2 separate regions of the Homo sapiens genome follow, and region 2 is linked to region 1. The links are chromatin loops, found by intact Hi-C in ENCODE. Cell type or tissue: CD14-positive monocyte. All regions are shown on one strand.

The links. Peaks named below come from ENCODE experiments on the same cell type or tissue, not always from the same donor. Only the 100,000 strongest peaks of a DNase experiment are listed, where the experiment ranks them.
Region 2: a loop joins it to region 1, with 7 times the contacts of the local background. A loop is called at or near these places in 1 of 110 quality-filtered maps.

What each region holds. Positions count from the first base shown.
Region 1 is chr2:40,218,261-40,222,260 of GRCh38, forward strand. The region is part of intron 2 of SLC8A1 (solute carrier family 8 member A1); the gene reads right to left. All of the region lies in intron 3 of SLC8A1-AS1 (SLC8A1 antisense RNA 1), which reads left to right. Among named protein-coding and RNA genes, the nearest start is that of SLC8A1, 230 kb to the right of the region's middle. In CD14-positive monocyte, no CTCF peak of the experiment used is centred here; a DNase peak (open chromatin) is centred at 2,111; H3K27ac peaks cover 954 bases.
Region 2 is chr2:40,075,139-40,079,138 of GRCh38, forward strand. The region is part of intron 2 of SLC8A1-AS1 (SLC8A1 antisense RNA 1); the gene reads left to right. Among named protein-coding and RNA genes, the nearest start is that of SLC8A1-AS1, 160 kb to the left of the region's middle. In CD14-positive monocyte, no CTCF peak of the experiment used is centred here; no DNase peak of the experiment used is centred here.

The DNA.
Region 1 (4,000 bases):
GCTAGCTGTGCTTTCCTTTGATAAACTCATTACAAATTGCATGTAATTACTGTATTGTGAAGAAGGGAGTGGCAATAAATTAGGCACAGAATTTTTGAATAAAACTAGGCAGCTAGAAAGACTGTTTCTAAATAACAAAAAATTTGATATGACCAAGTAGGTTAAAATTACCATTACATATTTGATTGGTACAAAATTAATTGTGGTTTTTACAATTACTTTTTAACATTTTGCCGCTACTTTTACTATTTTGCCATTACTTTTAATATGGCCCATTTTTAATGGCAAAATCTGCAATTAATTTTGCACCAACCTAATATTATCGTATATGGAATTTTCTGTATATAAAGCAAAGGGAAAAAAAAGGAGGCATATAGACCTTAGCTTATGTACTTTATGATTATAAATGATTACATTTATCTAGTGACCATAATGCTTTATGAAAGATGAAAACATTCTTCTGGGGGAAAAAAAAAAAACTAATTAACATCCTTGCTTGCAGAGATTGGTAGACCTGTTTCTTCTATTTTAGATTTCAGCAGGACACCTCTATCGTTGGATGAAAAATGCTGACTTGCATGTTCTGGGAATCTGGGCTCACCCCGAGGCTAATAGCACAGTGCCCTGGCTGTGTGCCCAACGTTTGTGGCAGGGAGTTACCCCTGAGTGCTTTTTTTAACTTACACTAAAGTTTTGACTTAGAAAGCAATATTAGCTAGTGCTTCACAGGAAACTGGGCTTTCCCTCTGTAACACTCAAAGTCAAATCCTATTTCTTGGTCTGATATAATCTCCATAATCATAAAGATCTTTGTTGGAGAAGTTAAGCAGGGAAGACTACATGTAGGATTCTCCTAATCTTGGGGAACCCAAGTTTTGTGCCCCTTTCAATTGGGATGCTGGAGCGGAGTTGGGTCATGGAGATTAATCTTTAGAGGTGTGTGTTCATAGAGGAGAAACCATTGAGAACAAGGAAAAAGGAAAAGTGGAGAAGCACAGCTCTTGTTTGACCTTGGAGGCTTTTTACATGGAATTAAAATTCAGAAACTGGCTGAGGTTACAAGGAGTAATTGTGGCAATTGCCTCATCCCTACTGTCAGCACATGGCAAAGTTTGCTATGGACAGAATTGCAGGGAGTTCTTTCAAAACAGTTCAAAATATTGTCAAGATTTTCTTCAATTTCTCATCAACCTTTAAGAGCTCATTGAAGACATTAGATATTTTGTGCCCAACTCAATGTTGCAGAGAATTTCAGGGCAAGAGAAATAGAAATGAAGTTGAAATATACCCATGTAGTTTCCTTCAGCGATACTATCTGGTATATAAGAAAACTTACAAACATTTTTTAAGAGGCCTCAGGCATTACAATTATAAGTTTTTTTCTTCTCTTCAGACTTTTATTCTAATAAGTTGTTAGCCAATCAAACAAGCAAAGGTGTTTTAAAATACTTCAGTTTATAGCAATAATGATTTTTAAGTTTGAGAAATAGAAAAGAATCAAATCAGTATCTTAATTAGCAAAACCTAGTTGATGAGAGAGATGTGCTTTGTTTGCTATGCATGAGATTGCTTGAAAAATGTGATTTAGCTCCAACAGAGCCTCCCTACTATAGGATTTTTTTTTTTTTTTTTTTTTTTTTTTTAGAAAATCAATACATCTTTCTGTCAAAATTTGGTTAGGGCAAAATTTGACTAAAATTGTGCCAAATAAATAAGATTTTTTTCTTATCTGAGATTGATACATCTCTATTTCTTATGTATAATTTTTTATCTCAGGCCAATGAGCCCAAAGTTTCTTGGCTCTTGTTATATCTTTGAACCTGTGACCTTTCAACTGGCTAGCAATGGGCATGAAAAGGAGAATAATTGTTGCTGAAACAAAATAGGCTTTTTTTTTTTTTTGAGGAAAAAGAAGAAAGAGAAAGAGACAAAGGAAAAGGAGAAAGACAAGAGAGGAAGAAGCAGGAGGAAAACAGTGGAGAGAAGAAGAAAAAAGAGAAAAAATAAATTACAGCTATCTGGGCTTCCATGGGAGTGCCAACTCTGACAGCTGAGACATCTCTGACTTGGCTCTTTCACCTCTTGTGCAAGGGAAGAACAGCACTATTTTTAAAGGAGGTCATTAGTGAGTCATGTTTAAGCTCAATGCTTAGCCATCATCGCCATTTGGGTGCTTGTTGGGAAGGTCCTAAATTGAGCGGCCTTTGGGCACAGATCTCTGTGCACTTTGTTTGCCACTTGCTGGCTAGCTGATCTGGAGACTAGTTGAATTTTGCAGTTTTTCTGTTTTATTTTCCTGACAAAGCAGTCGTTCCATTAAGAAAAAAGCACTCAGCTATTAATTTCTGCTAACTCCTAACCTGGTCAATGAATTATAAGAATGTGCAGTTTTATGTCTATTTTAGGGCATGGATGTGGGGGTGGTGAAAAGTCTTCTTGGCTTGGAGCTCTCTCTATTTGTCTCGCTCTTTCTAGTTCTTTTTTGTTCATCCTTTTCCTGACAGGCTGCTTGATGCTTACAGAATGATGCAAGATTGTAACAGATTCAGACTAGATGAGGAAGAGAAAGAGCTTAGTAAAAGCCCACTTCTTAATAGTTGAATTTTTTTTTCTTCAAAAAAAAAGTCCTATCAACCAAAAAAAAGCTCAGGACCAGACAGATTCATAGCCAAATTCTGCCAGAGGTACAAAGAGGAGCTGGTACCATCACTTCTGAAACTCTTCCAAACAACAGAAAAAGAGGGACTTCTCCCTAACTCATTTTATGAGGCCAGCATCATCCTGATACCAAAACCTGGCAGAGACACAACAACAACAAAAAAGAAAATTTCAGGCCAATATCCCTGATGAACATCGATGTGAAAATCCTCAATAAAATACTGGCAACCTGAATCCAGCAGCACATCAAAAACCTTATCCACCATGATCAAGTGAGCTTCATCCCTGGGATGCAAGGGTGGTTCAACATATGCAAATCAATAAACATAATACAACACATAAACAGAACCAATGGCAAAAACCACATGATTATCTCAATAGATGCAGAAAAGGCCTTCAGTAAAATTCAACACCCCTTCATGCTAAAACCTCTCAATAAACTAGGTATTGATAGAACGTATTTCAAAATAATAAGAGCTATCTATGACAAACCCACAGCCACTATCATACTGAATGGGCAAAACCTGGAAGCATTCCCTTTGAAAACTGGCACAAGACAAGGATGCCCTCTCTCACCACTCCTATTCAACATAGTATTGGAAGTTCTGGCCAGGGCAGTCAGGCAAGAGAAAGAAATAAAGGGTATTTGAATAGGAAGAGAGGAAGTCAATTTGTCTCTGTTTGCAGATGACATGATTGTATATTTAGAAAACCCCAACGTTTCATCTCCTTAAGCTGATAAGCAACTTCAGCAAAGTCTCTGGATACAAAATCAATGTGCAAAAATCACAAGTCTTCCTATACAGCAATAATAGACAATCAGAGAGCCAAATCATGAGTGAACTCCCATTCACAATTGCTACAAAGAGAATAAAATACCTAGAAATACAGCTTACAAGGGATGTGAAGGACCTCTTCAAGGAGAACTCCACTGCTCAAGGAAATAAGAGAGGACACAAACAAATGGAAAAGCATTCCATGCTCATGGATAGGAAGAATCAATATCATTTAAATGGCCATACTGCCCAAAGTAATTTATAGATTCAATGCTATCCCCATCAAGCTACCATTGACTTTCATCACAGAATTAGAAAAAGCTACTGTAAATTTCATATGGAACTAAAAAAGAGCCTGTGTAGCCAAGACAATCCTAAGCAGAAAGAACAAAGCTGGAGGCATCACACTACCTGATTTCAAACTATAGTACAAGGCTACAGTAACAAAAACAGCATGGTACTGGTACCAAATTAGATATATATATATATACCAGTGGAACAGAACAGAGGCCTCAGAAATAATACCACATATCTACAACCATCTGATCTTTGACAAACCTGACCAA
Region 2 (4,000 bases), 140 kb before region 1:
TGCCCACTTTTTGTTGGGGTTGTTAGTTTTTTTCTTGTAAATTCAAGTTCCTTATACTTGCTGGATATTAGCCCTTTGTCAGATGGATAGATGGCAAAAAATTTCTCCCATTCTGTAGGTTGCCTGTTCACTCTGATGATAGTTTCTTTTGTTGTGCAGAAGCTCTTTATTTTAATTAGATCCCATTTGTCAATTTTGCCTTTTGTTGCCATTGCTTTTGGTGTTTTCGTCATGAAGTCTTTGCCCATGCCTATGTCCTGAATGTTATTGCCTAGGTTTTCTTCTAGGGATATTATGGTTTTAGGTCTTACTTTAAAGTCTTTAATCCATCTTGAGTTAATATTTGTATAAGGTGTAAGGAAGGGGTGCAGTTTCAGTTTTCTGCATATGGCTAGCCAGTTTTCCCAACTCCATTTATTAAATAGGGAATCCTTTCCCCATTGCTTGTTTGTGTCAGGTTTGTCAAAGATCAGATGGTTGTAGATGTGTGGTGTTATTTCTGAGGCCCCTGTTCTGTTCCATTGGTCTATATATCTGTTTTGGTACCAGGTTCATGCTGTTATGGTTACTGTAGCCTCGTAGTATAGTTTGAAGTCAGCATGATGACTCCAGCTTCGTTCTTTTTGCTTAGGATTGTCTTAGCTATATGGGCTATTTTTTGGTTCCATATGAAATTTAAAGCAGTTTTTTCTAATTCTGTGGAGAAAGTCAATGGAAGCTTGATAAGGATAGCACTGAATCTTTAAATTACCTTGGGCAGTATGGCCATTTTCATAATATTGATTCTTCTTATCCATGAGCATGGAATGTTTTCCCACTTGTTTTTGTCCTGTCTTATTTCCTTGAGCAGTGGTTTGTAGTTCTCCTTGAAGTGGTCCTTCACATCCCTTGTAAGTTGTATTCCTAGGTATTTTATTCTCTTTGTAGCAATGGTAAATGGGAGTTCACTCATGATTTGGCTCTCTGTTTGTCTATTATTGGTGTATAGGAATGTTTGTGATTTTTGCACATTGATTTTGTATCCTGAGACTTTGCTTAAGTTGCTTATCAGCTTAAGGAGATTTAAGACTGAAACGGTGGGGTTTTCTAAACATACAGTCATGTCATCTGCAAACAGAGAGACTTCCTCTTTTCCATTTGAATACCCTTTTATTTCTTCCTCTTGCCTGATTGCCCTGGCCAGAGCTTCCAATACTATGTTGAATAGGAGTGGTGAGAGAGGGCATCCTTGTCTTGTGCCGGTTTTCAAAGGGAATGCTTCCAGGTTTTGTGCCTTCAGTGTGATACTGGCTGTGGGTTTATCATAAATAACTCTTATTATTTTGAGATACATTCCATCAATACCTAGTTTATTGAGAGTTTTTAGCATGAAGGGGTGTTGAATTTTATTGAAGGCCTTTTCTGCATCTATTGAGATAGTCATGTGGTTTTTGTCATTGGTTCTGTTTATGTGTTGGATTACGTTTATTGATTTGCATATGTTGAACAAGGCTTGCATCTCAGTGATGAAGCCGACTTGATTGTGGTGGATAAGCTTTTTGATGTGCTGCTGGATTCGGTTTGCCAGTATTATATTGAGGATATTCACATGGATTATTTCTTCTCGCAGTGTTTTGTAGTTCTCCTTGTAGAGTTCGATCTTGGTTAGATGTATTCCTAGTTTTTTTTTTTTTTTTTTGGTGGGGGGTGGCTATTGTAAATGGGATTGTGTTCTTGATTTGGCTCTCAACTTAAATGTTATTAGTGCTAGAAATGCTACTGACTTTTGTACATTGATTTTGTATTCTGTAACTTTACTGAAGTTGTTTGTCAGATCTGGGAAACCTTTGAGAGAGCCTTTAGGGTTTTCCAGCAATTCTTCTTTTTCTATCTGGATGGCTTTTATTTTTCTTGCCTGGTTGTCTGACTAGGACTTTTAGTACTATCTTGTATAGGAGTGATGAGAAGGCCTTGTCTTATTTCAGTTCTCAAGGGAAATGCTTCCAACTTTTGACCATTCAGTATGATGTTGGCTGTGGTATCCTAATGATCAAATTTCAAACTTTGCTTGACAGGTATAAAAACTGATAAACAGAGATTTTAAAAGATGAGTTACTCTCACATAGCTGGTTAATATTAGAGTCGACATAGGCAGTAAAATCTGTGAAAATATATTTGCATTATATTGTTAGTAAAGATGATTTTATTAAGCAGCATATTTACACATACAATTGTGTGTGTGTGTTTATTCTTGAGTAGTGACTGTGGTTGATTTCTATTTTCTTCTTTCTGATTGTCTATATTTTCCTCAATATGCTTAGAACGTTGTTGGTTGCTTTGAATAAAAAGGGAAGTTTTGTGGTGTATGACTGGGAAGTCTAGGGAAAGTGTTCAGGAACAGCCAGAGCAGCAGGCTCAAAGCAGGATGCTCTTCTTCATTAGGTTTCTTGACTGCATTTCTCTGAATGTTGACTTCATTCTCCCTCACAGATGATGATTTTCTTTCATGTGGCCAGAAAACGTGGCCAATGACACTAGTTATCATTTTTACTTCATAACCCCAGGAGAAAGAATTTCTCCAGTATGAATCTAATTGGCTCCTTTGAATCACATGACCTATGTAGATGCATAACTTTGTTCAGGAGAGAGGGACCCTCACAGATGCAACCACACATAACTCTATGTTCGACACCCCTGGGAATACTTTGTGGAGTGGAGGAAGAATTAGTCCACAGAAGAAAGGAAACCAAACCACGTTTCTACCATGACATTTATTATTTTTGCAGTAGAATAGAATATAGTTATTTTAGGAAGAAAATAGTCTTCCGACTTTCCTGGTCTCTTCTCACCAATGCATAGAGCCTCTCACTTTACTATCCTCATTACTTTCTACTCCCACAACACTTACCTCTGACTCTGTAGTGTTGTTGGGATTCCCTCTCTGGTTGAAATGGCTTCCTCCTTTCTGAACATGGACCTAAGTACACAGATGGGTTCTAGTCCAATCTCTGCCATTAACCACTTTGTGTGAGTTGTAAATGTAACATTATTTCTGGGTTTCTGTTATCTTTATTGTATAAATACATAAGATCGGAAAGGACTCCAATGACTAATACACAAGACCTGAGCAAGGAGACTCCACATAAGGTATCTTCCATTTTCCCCAATAGAAAGTAAACAGACACACAAAACAGATTCACTTGATATAATATGTTAACTTTTAAGCATCCAAAAAGATAAAAAATATATTCATTTTTTATTTATACAGACATATTAAAATAGCATATTTCAGAAAGAATTAGTAATATAGTATTTTCTACTCTCATATTTCATAATGTTTTAAACACATAAATATTCTGCATTAACATCCTCAGTAATAAAGCTGCTTTTGAATCATCTAACAGTTTTCCAGAGAATGTCATTTTCATTTCCATCTAAGGTTTTTTGAGCGATAGTCCTTTGGAATCTGTATATGATACAGATGCCTTTACTGGCATTTATTATCCCTAGTCACAAATATCCTTAAGAAACATGAGTATGCTTGATTTTTATTCATTTTGGGAGTGTGTGTTTGTGATAACCACAACATAACTTATTATGTTTATTTTTCAAATGATCTTTCAAAGGCTTCTCTATGATGATATCCGGCGCTCACTGAGATGAGGTCATACCCTAGGAATAACTACTACACCTTTATTAGATTTCTCGTTTTCTTGTAGTCCACAGACTAATTCATCATGTGACCTATATAAACATCCAAATGAACATTGACTGTGGGCATTTCAGGCTAAGGGGTCTAACTCAAAAGATACTTTCTTGTTCCAAATATAGTTGTATAGATTGCACTCATTTCTTTAAAAAGGTTTTGTAAGGATGTGGATAAATGTGATTCCTTCTTTACTGAGGGATAATTTTGGGGGTAAAACCTTCACCTTAATATTTATGATGGCTAGAGAGGCAAGAGGAACAGCTGATTAAAGCCAACTTTTTAAACTACACACAGTAGAGGAGAGGCAGAGAT